Linked DNA regions of Mus musculus: region 1 is linked to region 2. Evidence: chromatin loops called from intact Hi-C (ENCODE). Cell type or tissue: heart. All regions are shown on one strand. Each heading gives the region's core, and the rest is flanking DNA. Links, peaks and the distances in the headings are about the cores only.

The links. Hi-C counts contacts between places; a loop is a spot of excess contacts. Peaks named below come from ENCODE experiments on the same cell type or tissue, not always from the same donor. Only the 100,000 strongest peaks of a DNase experiment are listed, where the experiment ranks them.
Region 1: it touches region 2 in a loop (2.1-fold over the local background); 5 of 42 quality-filtered maps call a loop at or near these places.

Annotation. Positions count from the first base shown.
Region 1 is chr5:115,840,093-115,848,314 of GRCm38, reverse strand. It overlaps Cit (citron), which reads right to left and starts at 2,659. Exons shown (of 47, transcript NM_007708.3): 1 at 1,849-2,659. The coding sequence starts at 1,944. In heart, for the core only: no CTCF peak of the experiment used is centred there; a DNase peak (open chromatin) is centred at 3,124; H3K4me3 peaks cover 2,543 bases; H3K27ac peaks cover 2,082 bases.
Region 2 is chr5:115,650,074-115,658,295 of GRCm38, reverse strand. Bicdl1 (BICD family like cargo adaptor 1) reads left to right here. Exons shown (of 9, transcript NM_001080808.2): 7 at 2,265-2,395; 8 at 6,357-6,477. Among named protein-coding and RNA genes, the nearest start is that of Mir7030, 8.6 kb to the right of the region's middle. In heart, for the core only: a CTCF peak has its summit at 5,090 (motif pointing left); DNase peaks (open chromatin) are centred at 4,255, 5,195 and 6,262; H3K4me3 peaks cover 912 bases; H3K27ac peaks cover 1,197 bases.

The DNA of each region.
Region 1 (8,222 bases), core at 1,150-6,149, 190 kb before region 2:
AGTTAATAGCTTTTTTTCCCCCTCTCATTTGCTTTCTACATCCTTGCTTAGCAAAATAAAAAACTGGCAAAGCCTGGTGATTTGTGAGATTTCTGGGGCTCTGGAAGTCTGCCAAGCCCCAAAATACAAGTCCTGAGTAGGAGAGAGACACACCGACTGAGACCCAGTCTAAAGGACACACAGAAGCAGAAAACAAGCCAGCCACTGCATCCGACCTGCAGGGTGACAGCCCTGCATGGGAGCAGCACAGCAGGCTCGGCTGGCACGCTGAGTTGTACCTGGATTCTTTGTCACAACCCATCTCCTCTTGCAGGAGGCACCCATTGCTACCATCTGCATGTGGTTTATCCTCCTGGGGTCCACGTGCTGCAAGCTTGACCCCAGTGTCAAATCTGTGGTCGCTTTAAAAGGTGGGGGTGAGACATTGTAGGGGGTTATAACCTGGTCTTCAAGAAACAAAAATGCTTTTTTTAACCTCAGGAGCTGAGAGCCCGGGTGTTAGAAAGGTCTGGTCTCTTATTTCCTATCTGGCCCATGTGATCTCTGGGCATTTTCCCCTAGCCAGTGTGGCAACATTGTAACCAGTCCCCGAGCAGAGCCAAGTAGAAGCCATTGGTGTACTTGAGGGAGCAGAACTGTCACCTATGGAAACCTCTTTTGTTTATAAAAGCACACACCCTCTGGCGTGCTGTTATCGCAATATAAAACCAACTAAGGTCACTCCACATTAAAGAGGGATGGAAGGGAAATGTCCTGGCTGGTTTTCTACAGCTGTGAGGAACATCATGACCAAAAGCAAGCTGGGCGGGGAAGGGTTAATTTCAGTATACAAATTACAGTCCATGGTGAAGGCAAGTCAGAGTAGAACCGAACTAGAAAACTGTCTGGAAATACTTGCATGACATTGGTCCTTACAGAAGACGAAACTGTTAGGCCCGGAATGAGGAATGTAGGCGTGGTGTTTAATCTAAAGAGCAGGAGAGCTGCCAGGTGCGGAAGCTGGCCCAAGCCTTTAGCCCCAGGACTTGGGAGGCAGCCACAGGTGGAGCTCTGTGATTTGAAGGCCAACCTGGTCTACATATTGAGTGCTAGGTCAGCCAGAGCTACGTAATAGAAAAAAACTTGTCTCGAAAAGAAAAAAAGAAAAAGAGAGAGAACAGATATCCCTCGTATGGAATAAGATTATAAATTAGATTATTCTACACTGGGGCTGAAGAGATGGCTCAGGGGACCACAATCTGGATCCCAAGGCCCACACAGGCAGCTCACAAACACCTGTAATACCAGCTCCCACATCCAAAGGATCCAAAGCTAGTTTCTAGCCTCTCTGGGTACCCAGACACAAGACAGATGCAGACAGACAGGCCCGTGTGCGTGCACACACGCGCGCGCGCACACACACAAATACACCCTAGAGACAATTTTGGTTTCTTCCATTGAAAGAAGCAAAAGTTTAAAAGTGTGGAGTATGGGCTGGCGAGATGGCTCAGCGGGTAAGAGCACTGACTGCTCTTCCAGAGGTCCTAAGTTCAAATCCCAGCAACCACCTGTAATGAGATCTGATGCCCTCTTCTGGTGTGTCTTAAATCAGTTACAGTGTACTTACATATAATAATAAATAAATCTTAAAAAAAAAAAGTGTGGAGTATGAGAAATGAGGGGACTCCCCTGGGGCACGTCCAGCCACGTACGTAATCATCAGCACAGTGGCACCTCAGTCCAGCTCAGGCAGGACATGTAAAAGAACAAACAGGATTACCCTAAGAATACCAGTCTCTGTCCATAATACAACCAAAGACGGCTACCACAGCAGACACGGGTGTGCATCGCTGGCTGGCAGCTGCTTACCTGGAAGAAGAGATTTAGCCTGGAGGCCCGACTGGCAATGGGCTCGGAGGCACTGGCCTCCGGCGGGTTCCGCACACCATACTTGAACTTCAACATCTCTCCGCCAACGCCGAAGGAACACTGGGGAAAGTCAAGCGGGTACTGACATTGAAGGCAGGAAGGGCTTGGCAGAGTCGTGTCTCCCTAAAGAGATCAGGATGAGGAGGTGGCGACCAGCCTCCACGGCACATGGGGCACAGACACAGGAAGGCCAAAGGTACTCATACACATAAGGGATGGAAATAAATCATTTCCAAAAGAACTACCAGCCATTGGTGGACTAGCAGACTGCAGCCTAATAAATCTCCACTTTTCCATTCTACCAGCTCTTTTCCCCTAGAAAACCCTGACGAACACAAATATCTGATGTCGCGTAGCTACATAGACCTAACCTGTGAACCAAGCCCAAAGGGTTTGATCAGTGAGCCTTGAGGATTATCCCAGGGAAAGGAAGGTTCACTGCCCCTGGAGGGTACAGAGATCAATGATCCTGAGGAAGATCGGTTGCCTGACTGACCAGATAGGCTAGAGAGGGAGAAAGACACAAGAAGGAGGCGCTGGGTTAGGCACGGAATAGAATACAGAGCCCACTTTCCCACCCAAGGCCTCAGTCCAGCTCATAGAATGAAGACACAGGAACAGAGAGATTAAGTGAGGGAGATAAGATCACACAGAAAATGGGAAGCGCCATGGGCAAGAATGCAGGTAAAGCTTGCAGGGGACAGAGACTGGTCTACAGGGGAATGGGTCCTCTTTAAGGGGCCCTGAGGTCCTCCGGCAGCACACCCAGAGACACTAACAACAACTCCTGCCCCAGACCCCAGGCTTCCCCCAGGACACCCCAAGGACGAACCAGAGACACTGGGTTGAACCCATTGTCCCGCCCCCAGGGCTGCACCCACAGACCCCGGGCTACCCCCAGCACACCCATGCTGCAGCCGCAGCAGACCCTCAGGAGCCCCCTCCCCCCGCTATCCTGAGGCCTTGGGTGGGAAAGTGGGCTCTGTATGAACGGGGTCGACCAGGGAGACCTGGGAAAGGGGACTGCCCCCCGCCCAGAGCCTCTCCAATCCCCCAACAGACACACACACAAACTGGACTCACACTCCGCAGACCCCCGGCTTACATTCGCCCCGCTCCGCTCCGCCCTGAGTCTCCCGCCCCAACGTTTGAAGGAAACGACGTGGGCAGGTCTCGGCCGTGCCTCAACCAATCAGCGCTCGCCATCTACTGATGGACAGCGGGGGTCTCCACCAGGACCCGCCCAGATCTCGGAGGGCTAGAGGAAGTGAAATGGAAAAGCCAATCACATTGTCTCTTCCTTTGACTAGCGACCAATAGAAAGAGGGCAAAGGAATCCAGGCGGGGTTGGGCTGGGAAGTTTGAAATTGGCGGTTGGCAGGATGCTGTGTTTGGAGATGGGGTCCCCTGCGGAGTCTGCGGCGCTGTCCATTTCTGTCCGAGCTCCTGCGGGGAGCTCTGCCCGAACTGCCTGCCTCAGATAAGGATGCTAGGAAACAAACTCCAGCCCTCTGCAGGAATGCACTCAATTGAGCCATCGCCCACGCCTAACGTAGGCGCCGGGGTTACGTGGGGGGGAATCAGGAAGCTGTGCGGTACAGCTGAGGCAGAGGAGTAATCGGAACCCACTCCAGCCTGCCTGCCTTGTACCTTTGGGTTGAGCCGCAGCAAGATCGTGAGGTCTCACCACAAAGATATGTTCAAGTAAATTTAAGCCAGGATCACTAGACCGCCCCCTTCTCTCAATGAGAAAACCCAGTGGCCATCAGTGTGTGGAAAGTGCCCAGCCTCGTTAGCAATGTGGGGGAAGGTGTTTGTGAAGAGGCGGCGCTGTTTACATTCACACAAGGGTAGGGTGTAAACTGACCTGTGAAGGGGCAATCTCGAAAAAGGAGTGTAGTATTTGCTAACACTGAGTGAGGCTCTCTGCACTCTATGACTACTAGGAATAGCTTTTCTAAATTATGTAACCGTGAAACGCATTCTAGAGAGCGAGCTCGAAATAGTGTTGTCTAACGCAATGGCAAAAGCTGGGGCAATGGCTCTGCGACTCTTCCAGGGGATCTTCCCTTGATTCCCAGCACCCACCTCAAACCCCTCACAACTCCCTGTAATTCCGGTTCCAAAGGATCAGATGATCTTTTCTGGCCTCTGCGGGCACCTGCACATAAGTGCACAGTGCACCTACACACACACACAAAAGAGACAAGTGTAAAAAATCAAGACAGCAACGCCAGGAAATAAGGCACCTAGGGTCCGAATGGAGGCTTTTGAAGGGACCATGAGAAAGGCAATGACCTTTTTCTTGACCCGATGATACTATAGCTATTTTGTGGGGGTTGGATGTAGGGGTGAGAGAGGGGCTGATTTTTTTTAGACAAAAAAAAGGAGGGAGGGAAACTGAGTCACACACCAGTAAGTGCAGGGTTAGGATCTGAACTGGGCTCTTTCATTCTTATTTATTTATTTATTTATGGTTTTGAAGACAGACTTTTCTCTGTCCTGGAACTCCACGATCAAGCTGGCCTTTTTAACTCCGAGATCTGGCTGCTTGGCCTCCTGGGTGCTGGGATTTTGGTTATGACACCAAGGCCTGGCTCTGAAGCCCATTTTTTTTTTATAACCACCAAATTGTAGTGACTTCTACTTTTCTCTATCCCAGGCCTTGGCACAGAATAGGTATTTATGAGTATGCTCAGACTAAAAAAAACAGACTGTAACAGCATGCTTGTCTGATTACAACTTGGCTTCCTCGTATAGATACACCTAGAGCATCCGTATGCACACTGAGACCAGCAGAGGAGGTTTGAAAACTACTAACATGTGGGCCAATGAGGTGGCTGAGCTTGTAAAGGCATCTGCAGCCAAGGCTGACGAACTGAGTTCAATCCTCAGGACCCACATGGAGGAAATAGAGATCCGGTTCTCACCAGTCATCCTCTGATCTCTCATACATGCCATACTTCCCCTGGACATGCTTGCACACACTGAAAGATGCAAATAAAAATAAAAGATAAGACGTCAGTACTTGGTAGGCAGAGGCAGGCGGATTTCTGAGTTCGAGGCCAGCCTGGTCTACAGAGTGAGTTCCAGGATAGCCAGGGCTATACAGAAAGAAAAAAAAAAAAGTTAAAACATAAAACAAAAAGAATACTAACACAGAGGCCTCCCCTGCTCCCAACTCATTTCCCTGTTCTAGGATCTAGGCTTGGGGGATTTTAAAAGCCCCCTAAGAGGCTCCAGGGTGTACCTTGCAGCCATCCTGGGGAAAGGAATGCCAAGAAAGCAGACAGCACTGCTAGCCAGGCAGCAGGAGATGTCGCAATCTGTTTGAGAGTGCGGTGCTGAAGACTGAACGGAGGAGACAGTCCCTGCCTGCTAAGCAAGCTCCATCCCAGACTCACTGTAAATCAGTGCCCTGACAATCAGGCTTCATCATCCGTCTCTGTGATGGAGAGTCTTCTCTGTAGGGAGAACCCACTGTAAAGCTGGCTCAGCTGCAAAATTACCTAAACACTCCGAGCTTCTTAGCTCCTGCTCCAGCGCCCCCACCAGCACCACCACTATGATGAAATCGAGGGAAGGGGATGGCCAGGTAATTTAAGGAACCAAGAGATCAGACTATATATAGTTCCATCATGTCGTCCAGGCTGATGAAACGTAAGCCAAGCTCTGGGTCTGACCTTCAGTACCATGGTAACCGCTGCCAGGCAGGGTTGTGCACACCTTTAATCCCAGCACTATGGAGGCGGGAGACAGGCAGATTTCTGAGTTCAAGGCCAGCCTGATCTACAAGGAGAGTTCCAGGACATAGATGTCGGATCCCCTGGAACCTGAGTTACAGATGGTTAGGAGCTGCCATCTGGGTGCTGCTGAGAGGCCAAATCTTTTACAAACTCCATTTTAGAGAACCTGAACCTGTTTGAACTCACGTAAATTAACAAGCCAGTACCTAACATTAGTTTCCAAGTTATCCCTCCCCCCAACAAAACCCAAACCTACCTTAAGTGTCTAGGCTCACCACCAACAAGACCAGCATCTCCAGGTTACTCCCCTAACAAGCCTGTAACCCCAGGTTACAAGCCCACCCCCTGCCTAATAACCACCAATGCAGAGGGGAGCAGAAGTTAAGTTTATGATATGACTCCCAGCACCAGCAAATTATCTTAAAGGCCATAGTAACTTCCCAATTAGATGCTTGCACACTCGCTCCCTGCTTACTACTTACTATAAAGCCCTGCCCCTCGCCCAGATAGACATTCGGGACTCTGCATCGCCAAAACTGTCCTGTGTGACAGTCCTGTGCTGAGGAGCCCCAAGCTAGCTCAAATAAAAAGGCCGTACTGTGATTGCATCTGATAGGTTCCTATCTGGTTTGGGGGGGGGGGGGTACCGCTAACACTTCCCTGACACTACACTGGCAGCTGAGCCCAGGTCCTCTGCAAGAGCAGTCACTTTTCTGTTGCCGTGATTAAACACCAAGTCAGGAGCAACCAATAGGAAGAAGAGCTTAGTTGAGCCTATGGTTCTGTGAGACCACGACTTAAAGCGTTTCTCCCTGAAAGGTAAAGCCCCTGGACGTTCCCCAAGCTTGTTTTCCCTGATCTCTAAAAATACAGCCAGAAAGAAGCACTTCGTTCTCTACAGCCAGCAAAAAGCCTTTTTGTTTCTGTGCCTTACAGCCAGAAATGCAATGATTGTGGAGAGACCTAGCCAGGCACTTGTTTGGCTCCCTGTACCAAGGACACCCAATAGAAGAGCTGTAGCCAAACTCCTCCCAACTCTCCTCCCAACTCCTCCCAACTCCTCAGCTAGCAGTTAAAAGCCCACTACTGTTCCCGCTAGCTAGAGGTCGGACTTCCCCTGCCCTGCATGACAAAAGGAGTTCATCCTCAGCTAGCTAACAATAAAACCTCTTGCAGTTTGCATCAGGTATGGTTTTCTCTCAAGTTATTGGGGTGCCGGCCAGCTCATCCCGGGACTTGAGCAGAGGTCTCCCCAGTTTCGGGGGTCTTACAGTTCCTGAGGGAAAAGGCCCCACCGTGGCTGAGAGAAATGGCAGCCAGAACAGGAAGCTGAGAGGGTGAACCTTCAACAACAAGCATGGAACAGAGAGCCGGAACTCATAATAGTGAAAGTCTTTTTTTTTTTTTTTTTTGTCTCTGCCTCCCAAGTGCTGGGATTAAAGGCGTGTGCCACCAGAGTCTTTTAACTCTCAAAGCCTACCTTCAACAAGGCCACACTGCCTAATTCTCAAACAGCGCCACCAACTGGGGACCAAATATTCAACTACCAGAGACTATGAATGTATCTATTCTGTGCTAGAGGCTGGGATCAACAAAGCCTACAAAGACAGCAAATGCTCCCTGACATTTCATCTAGGCTCCGCCCTACAGTTACCTGGCAACATCCAGGTGTGCCTGACTCGCTATAGGGGCTGCTTGCCCTGCCCTCACCCTCATTCTCTTGCTCTTGTTCCTTACCCGCCCCACTCCTGCTCATGGCCTGCCTCTTTCTTTTCTCTCTCCCTCTCCCTCTCCCTCTCCCTCTCCCTCTCCCTCTCCCTCTCCCTCTCCCTCTCCCTCTCCCTCTCCCTCTCCCTCTCCCTCTCCCTCTCCCTCTCCCTCTCCCTCCCCTCCGAGTGCCTTGAGTTTATCTATACTATGTGATCCTTGTGGCTGGTACCTCAGAGGGGGAAGTGGGTGCCTCTGCGGGTCCTTGCAGAGGCATCCCTTCCCCCACACCATACCCTGCCTCCAGAACAAACATCCCTGCCTTCCTTATCTTTTTATAAAACACGACACTCAACGGCTGCTGGCCCATCTTCTCTCCAACTGCCTTTTTAGGATGGGTTTGGTTTGGTTTGGTTTGGTTTCGTTACAAGACCCTGGGAGAGAAATTACAAGAGCATAAACCCTACCCAAGTTTCCACCACTGTAGAAAATGTCCCCAGAGAGACCAACTTCCTATCGATCTGCCTTTTGGTTCTCAAAGGACAGGGTGAACCCTCCCTGCCCCATGACAGCATGTCTTCTGACAACTGTTGTAAGATCAAGACCACAAAGCCATCTGATTGTTAGACTTAACTCTTTTTTAAAAGATTATTTATTTTATTATATATGAATACATTGTAGCTGTCTTCAGACACACCAGAAGAGGGCCTCTGAGCCCATTACAGATGGTTGTGAGCCACCACGTGGTGGCTGGGAATTGAACTCAGGACCTCTGGAAGAGCAGTCAATGCCTTTAACCACTGAGCCATCTAGAGTAAACCTAAGTTCTTGGCAGAAGCTGCAGAGAGAGGTCTGCCCCAT
Region 2 (8,222 bases), core at 2,092-7,091:
CAGGGAGACCTTCATCACATTTAAGCCTCGCGTAAACTCATTGTGGGAGATTTTTTTTTCCCTGATTTCCACAGCCCTTCCAAAGCAGTTGGCTGTTGGGCTCTAGCTTCTTCAGGTTTTCTAGACCACAGTGGAAAGCTTTTCTGGAGCTTTATTTGACACATAATAGGTTGGTTGGTCCTGTCTAGTGTCATGCCCAGTGTGTGGTTTCAAAACCTGTCTGCTCCTTCCTCAGTTATCCTGAAGCCACACCCACACTCCTTTGATCTGAAGAAGTTTGTCTTTGCCACAGGCTTTCTGGGTCGTGGGGCAGGCAATGAGCTGGTACCTCTCCTCAGTCACCTCTGCCTCGGAGCTAGATGAATATGCAAATGAGAGTTTGCAGAAATTCTCAACTGCACACTCCCAAAGCTTCCTGAGAAAGTTGGAGCATTCTCAGTCTGCAGAGCGTCAGGCCCAGGCCCTCACATTCCTTACTGGGCACTCAACACAACGTTTGAGGTTAGGAGAGAGGCTCAATGATTAAGAGTGCTGGCTGCTCTCCCCGAGGACAAGGTTGGATTCCCAGCGCCCACATGGCAGCTTGGAACTGTCTGTAGCTCCAGTTCCAGGATCTAGCACCCTTCTGGCCTTAGTGGACACACAGACATATGAGCAGACCCACGTACACATAAAACATTCCTGTCTTCCTGCCTCATCATTGGATGGCTTCTGCATTCATGCTAAGTAGCTGCTGGCTCTGTCTGGGACCTTGATCTTCAGTCTAGTCATGGAGTCAAGGTGGCAGCTGTTCCCTTAATAGGAGGGAGCAGGCCTGTGTGGATGGATCCTCCCTTGGAAAAATGTCAGTGGGTGTGTAATACTTACCAAGAGGGTGTGGCTGGGCATCCCTGTTCATGTCTGATCCTATCAGTCTTTATTGCTTAACACATTTTGAAATCTCTAGAACTGGTTGTGCACAACACATTTGCTTTGTGTAACTTCAGTAAAATGAATGCACTGCATTAAATCCAATAGCTATCAACAGCTGGAACAGCTGGATGGATAACAGGCAGGGCAGGGTCATGGGATCTCACAGGTCTGCAGCCTTGTGGGGGCGGGGGGTGGGGGGGTGGGGGTGGCAACTCTAGTTCACACCATAGTGCAAAAGGAAGTAGATGCCTTCCTCGTGTGGCTTTTCTAGCTTGAGGTCATACTCTGTCCCCCCAGCAGGACATATAGTCAGTGATGTCCCCACATAGTGAAGGTTTGGATCGATGACTACCTCAGAATATCAGCTGATCAGTACACGGGTGTTTTAGGAGTAAGTTCCACTTGCAGCCACACCCTGGGATGTACAGGTGGGGAGAACATGCTTCCAAGACTGTGGTCTGCTTGCACTACTGTGGGGTTGGATGGAACGTATTGCTACACAGCCACTAGAGCAGCCCTTCGTTGCCAAACAATAACTCCCAGGTTAGTCTGAGCAGGTGCCATTTACTGAGGCATGGCCCGCCCACAAAGAAGGTAATAGAACCAGACTGACAGAGCATACTGTCGAGATTCCATATGGCTCTGATCTGTGGAGCTGAATGGGGAGATCACACTGGGCCAGAAGTTGAGACCCTGCCTCCAAAACTCTGTTCCAGAGCCCTGATGCAGATGGGGGAATCTCTTTCACTGTCTGCCTGGAGTCTCTCAGCCAGAGAAGGGGTGTGATATGCTGAGGACACGGGGGATCTGGAACCATGGCTACATATCAGGTTCAGCTTCCCTATATGGGGTGTGTGTGTGTGTATCTTGTTACCTAACTGCAGGACCAGCCTACTCCCCATACATGCCCCTGAACCTGTGGACACCTTTTTAAATTTTTTTTCAGAGTTTTATTTAATCCTTAATTTTATGTGTATCAGAAGGGGATGTTGGGAACCTTCAAGACAGAGTTAGAGCCACCTGTACTGAGGGTACTGGAAAAAGCAAAACACAAAACAAAAAAAACTTGGGTCCTCTGAAAGAGCACACAGTGATCTTCTTAACTGCTGTCCATTTCTCCAGCCCCTCAAGATTGAGGAAGAAGTCAGCAGACAACTTTTTGGAGTCACTTTTTTCCTCCATCTTTATTTGGGTTCAGGTTGCTGGGCTTGCATGGCAGGCACCTCTACCTGCTGATCCATCTTGCTGGACTCTGGGTGCCTTTTCCTTGGAGAAAGCACCCGGGCCGACGGCGGCAGCAGCAGCAGCAACAGCAGTGTTATCGCAGACATCCCTCTTTGATCTGTTGCTAGGTGACACTGCTGAGCGTGGAGATGACCGCACTGAAGGAGGAAAGGGACCGACTCAGAGTGACCTCTGAGGACAAGGAGCCAAAGGAGCAGCTTCAGAAGGCCATCAGGGACCGGGACGAGGCCATTGCCAAGTGAGTGACGTGAACCGTTTACTCTGTGTGTGTGTGTGTGTGTGTGTGTGTGTGTGTGTGTGTAGTATAGTGTATGTATGTGTGGTGAGTGTGGCCCCTGTTTCCGTTCCTGTAACACTGAGGATACAGGTTTTCCATGAGTGCTGGGATTAAGACTTCAGCCCTCACTGTTCACCAGATGCCTGCCCTTCCGTCTCTCCAGCCTCCACTGTTTCCTTTAATAACACTGTGCTACATGCTTGTCTTTAAACTGCTGGTGCCCTCCTGTGATCCCAGCACTCCGGAGGCAGAAGCACCAGGATCTCTGTGAGTTTGAGGCCAGCCTGGGCTACAGAGCAAGTCCAGGACAGCCAGGGCTACACAGGAAAAATCCTGTCTCAATAAACGAATGAGTAAAGGGAGGGAGGGAAGGAAAGGAAGGGAAGTTGTGTCATGAGCCTGCCATAATGTGATCTACACAAACAAGAAAGGACTTCAGCATGAGCCAGCCTGCACCACAGACAGAGTTCAAGGCCAGCCTAGGTTCCATAACAAGACCTTCTCCCCTCCCTCCACCCTGCCCCCCCCACAAAGGTTAGCTGCCTGCTACTCACTCACTTGTTCCCCTGGGGAAGAGCGTGCTGGGGAAGGCTGTCATGTGCCTTGTTGACACCTTTCCTATGGGTGTGTTTGTATATCTTTAATATATTTGTTGCATAGTTGGTTGGTTTTTCTTTCTGTTACTATGGGTGGCGTGTGCTATTCCCTGCTACTAGTGTGGCATAGGGTATCCCCATGTACAGTTTAGCTTCCCAAAGTTATTATTGTGTCAACCACTGCTTTGTTATTTTTGGTTAATTTTTCATTTACAGACATTCTCAAGTGTACACAAAAGCATCCTAGCAGGAACCCTCATCTGCGGGTCCGTCAGCTTTAGCGAGAGTGTTGTGTGGGTTAGTTGGTCAGATGGGTTTTTTGTTTGGTGGTGTGTTTATGCTGAGGGCAAGCCCGGAGCCTCGTGTGTGCCAGGCAGACGCTCTCCCAGTAAACCCTCCGAGAAAACACTATCCAGTCAGCCTTCTTAACCCTCCCCCAGCACGTACAAGTTATGTCATAAATGGAGGTTTAGTTGCTTAGAATCTGCTCTGGCGCCCGAGAGCTCACCTGACTGACGTGTTCTGAAAGTCTGTCATACTTGCCACCCCTTTAACTGAGCTGCCCCTGGGAAGCCGGGCTGTCTGTCTGTCTGCACTTCTCACTGGGATGATTTCATACCATTTCAGTGTCCACTCTTCTGTTTTCCCAATAAGCTAGGTCATCTTCTTAAACCGTGTTGTCGGGCCGTCATTGTTGTTAACAGAGAAGGGGTGTGTGAGCGCATTTCTTTCCATCGGACATGTTGGAAGCACACAGGGGTAGCTTCCCGGAGCCCCTATTCTGTGAGTTGGTTGCTTTGTTTAGCTACGCAGCCAAGGCTGGCTTCTAAGGCCAGCCTTCTCCCTGGTCTTAGACCCAGGTACTGAGATTACAGGTGTGCACGAGCACACCCAGCTGACCTAAAAATATTTCCTAGGGCCTCAGTTGCTGCCCCTTCACTGAGAAGGTAAATGGTGCCTCCACAATGGGAAGTAAAGGAAGGGAAGGAAGCTCTTAAACCCAACTCTGGAGGGCAAGGACTCACACTCCCTAGTGCGCAGGCGGGTCTGAAGAGAGCTGGTCTGAGTGATGCCCTGTGCCTTTAAGCTAGAGCCATGAGCAGTGTGGCGTGGCAGGTTCTCAGCTCTACCTTCCATTCCTTCCATTCTTTCCATCACCTGCGTCCTGGTTCACTTTTGGGTCTACTTTTTCTCTGGTCAGACCTCCCATTAGGTTGCCTGTTTCTTCTAGCTCAGTTTCGGGAATTGAGTGCAGTGTATCTCGGTAAGGCCTGTCTGTGTCACTTGCCCCTGTGTGCCATGTTCCGGGTGAACCTCCGTGCCTGCACATGTTAATCACCGGGGCTCCCACACAGTGGCGTCAGAGTGGCTGGGAGGAGCCGCTGCTTCACCTGTATACTGTAACGTGTGTCCAGGGAGACTGGCCTCAGCAGACTGCGCTGGGAAACCTTAAGGTAGTCTTTATCTGACACAATGGGAAAGCCGCTAGCAGTGTATCACCTTACGATTCAAAAGCACTCACTAAAAACACAAGTTAATCAGGCAGGTGAAAAAATTGTACCACTAAAACCATACCAATGTGGGTACCACCAATTGTTCTGGGACTAGCAATTGGCTTTACAACAAAACAAATCAAAATAGTGACTTCAGGAGTTCTTCTGGGCATTGGAAATATTCTTTTTTTTTTTTAAGATTTATTTTATTTTAGTTATATGAGTACACAGTAGCTATCTTCAGACACATCAGAAGAGGGCATCGGATGCCATTACAGATGGTTGTGAGCCATCATGTGGTTACTGGGAATTGAACTCAGGACCTCTGGAAGAACAGCCAGTGCTCTTAACCGCTGAGCCAACTCTCCAACCCCGGAAACACTCTCCAAAACTCTTTTTAAAGACTAGGATTCATGTATGATAAGCGAGTTGTGTGGTATGCTTTTGGATCTGGGGTTCCAGTTAAAGACTCCCCTTTCCTCCTGCACTGCAGCACTGGCGTCTCCAGGCCCTGGCGTTAGTCAGCACTTTCCGGTAGCTCCGGGCTGCTCGCGGCGCCATCTGCGGGCGGACCCTGGTACTTCCTGAGGCTAGAGCCGCTGGGGGAACTGTCAGGCAAATCGCGTCCATGGCAACCGCTGCCAGGAGGATTTCCGCTGTTCTTTAACAGCCAATGCCTGTGGGCATGACAGAAGCAATCTGCAGTGTCTGCACGCTTGCCCATTGGACAGGCTTGGTCCTATCCCTGTGGCCTGCAGCCGCAGTGGGCGGGGCCGGGACCAGCCCAGAGTTGTCGGGAGCTGCTTCTAGGGCAGAGTGGCTGGTGAATGCAGCACACCGGGTGTGGAGTAGGTGACTAATTGCTGGGTAGAGGGCAAGGCGGGCGAGGAGGAAGTATGGTCTGAGTTCTGTACAAATAAGAATCACCTACTCGTTCCGGCTTTGCTCATTTAGTGTGTCCTGAGAGCAGAAGGGCAGCCACTGCAGGCCAGGCCTGCGGCCCTCCACGGGCCTGGCAGGATCTGCTTTCAGGCAGCGGGCGCCGCCTTTGCAGAGGCAGCTCCGCTACCGGCATCCTCCTCTCACACCCTCTCCACGGGGCCTGCTTTTTGCATTGAGCGGCTAAACTGTAATAACGTTGGGAAGGTGAGCAAAACAGTACCCAAGACACACAAATGGGAAATATTGAAGTAGGAGGGAGAGCTCGTATCAGTGCCATCTCCAGGGATGATAGCCCCAGCGTGTATGGTATGTGGCCACACACTGGCAATTTTATTCCCAAAACCTTGACCTTTTCCTCCCCAGTGCCATCACTGTCAGTAAGTACCATGTATCTGGGTTTTCACTGGTGCCCGTGTTGTATTGTCTTTTTTAAAAAATTTTAAACAGTTCCCCAGTTATTGCAAACTAATGTTGCTAAACTATGGCCACCATCCTTTGAACATCTTTATCTTTGGAACAGTTTCTTTAATGGCTGAGTAGCTTGTCCAAAGGACTACCTTTTATAGCAGGAGGAGAAGGTCCCCACCCTGTGCTGTGCACAGCCTTTAGTGAAGGGCCAGCAAGCAGCGCCTTTGTTGAGAGGCCTTTGATCCTCTCTAGGCTCTGTCCTCTTTTACCCTCTCGCTGTGACACCTGTTTAGCGATGACAGGTCATCTTTTGTACCTATGGCTTGGTTAGGAAGCAGGCAAGTTGCAGTCAGTCCTTGAAGAAGCATAGCTCCAGGGACCCTATGGTGTGGGATCGGCCCTTCCCTTCCCCGAGACTCCAGGTCTCCTAGTGAAGAGGCACAAGGTGCGCATGTCCGTGCTCATCGCAGCCCATGTTTGCAGGAAGAACGCTGTGGAGCTGGAACTCGCCAAGTGCAAGATGGATATGATGTCTCTGAACAGCCAGCTACTGGATGCCATTCAGCAAAAACTGAACCTCTCTCAGCAGCTGGAGGCTTGGCAGGTAAGCAAGCGCCCAGGGCCGGGGGAGGGGGGGGCACCCACTCAGAACCCGCATTAGGAGCCCCCGGGCCCCAAGGAGACAGAAAGCCCAGGCAGCCCCTGGGAGGGATGCACCTCCACCAGATGTGGAGTCGGCCCCACTCAGCTGCTCATTCGGTTTGTTTTAGAGTGATGTGGTTCAGCCCAGTGGTCCCCACAGGTGCTGCCCTGCCCTTCTCAAAGGTCTGTGGCTTCTTCATCCAAGGGCGCTATTCAGGCATGGGTCAGTGCAGCTATCTCTATGCAGCTATCTCTAAGTCCCCATTTTCAGGGTCTCCCAACTCCTTACTGCCCTAAGGTCGTGACTCAGGGATGAGGGTGAGATAGGCTGATTCAAATGGTTAATGTCTTTCTCCAAGAGACTGTAACCTACTAGATAGTAGTCACCTGTGACTTAGGTGAGCCCCGCAGTGACCGACAGAACAGCAGTGTCCATTACATCGTGGCCCCATGGGGCCGGCAGCAGCCAGCACCATGGCTCACCGGGGCTGTTCTCTTCTCTCCTCCCGGCTACAGTTTGCGTCCTCGGGGCTCTTTACTATCTGGCTGCTTTGGTTTCTGATCTAGTGGCCTTTCTCAGTTCCTGTGCCAACAGCTTTAGTTGTACACCCCTCCTGCCTTTGAGGTGAGATTGAGCCTTGCGTCCATCCGTCTGTTGTCCTCTGCCATCTGTCCCACATCTGCCATCTCCCCATGGCCCACTGTGTTGTATGCCAGAGCCTGGCCTCATCTCTGTGCCATCAAGTCCCAGTCTCCTCCTCCTGTCACTGCAGCATGGCAGACCAATGCCGCCCTGTCCTAGATGGGTTTGCACTGCAGGATAGCAGCAGGCGGGATCGGGACCAGCTCGTGCACAGGTGCACATGCACGTGTAAAGTTCCAAGGAGATACATTCCCTGGGAGTTCATTGGTGGATTCAGTTATTTAAGTAGAAGAGCGCAGTTGAAGTGACTGTGACAGAAAATATGGTGGCATCGAGAGGACTTTTTCTAAAGCTCTGTGTTTTCCCTTTGGTGTTGAACAATGTATTTTATGGAGCTTGTCCTAAGTGCCACAGAGCAGTCAGTGTGCTGAGAATCTGCACTGGGGCTCAAGAAGTAGGAGCCGTGTGCTGGCAAAAATGACACAGGGTCTAACCTGAGAGGCAAGTGGAGAATGGAGCTGGCAGGGGAAGGAGGAGGAGGAGGAATAGGGGAACAAGCTGTGTGCTCTCCACCTGGGGAGGGGTCAGGAAGGTCCTCTGGTTTCATTTGGAGACCTTTAAATACGCCCACAGAGCAAGGCCTGAGTGCAGCTGAGGTAAGAGGCATCCAGGGTCTGCCCTTCAGCTCATGAGTGCCTACTGAGCCACACAGCTCAACCTTTCCATGCTGCAGGGAGCCCACCCTAACCTGGCCTCACCCACCATGTGCTTGGACTCGAGCAACCGAGTCCCTGTGGGTTTGTTAGGGCCTTTTTGTCAGAGCATCACACAGCTCCCACTGGGTTAAAAGCCGGAGGAGAAGGTGGTGGTTGCATACTAGTGGTAATTACCAGGGCTCCTTGCAGACGGGTAGTGGCGGAGCCCATTGTCAGGTAGCTGCCTCTAGTCAGTCCAGTGAAGAGGGAACTGTCCTCAGCTGCTCCTCGGTGAGCTGCCTTCTGTGAGGGGGCTTTTTCTAGGCAACCAGGTCAGGTCAGGTCCTCACCCCAATAGACTGAAATTGG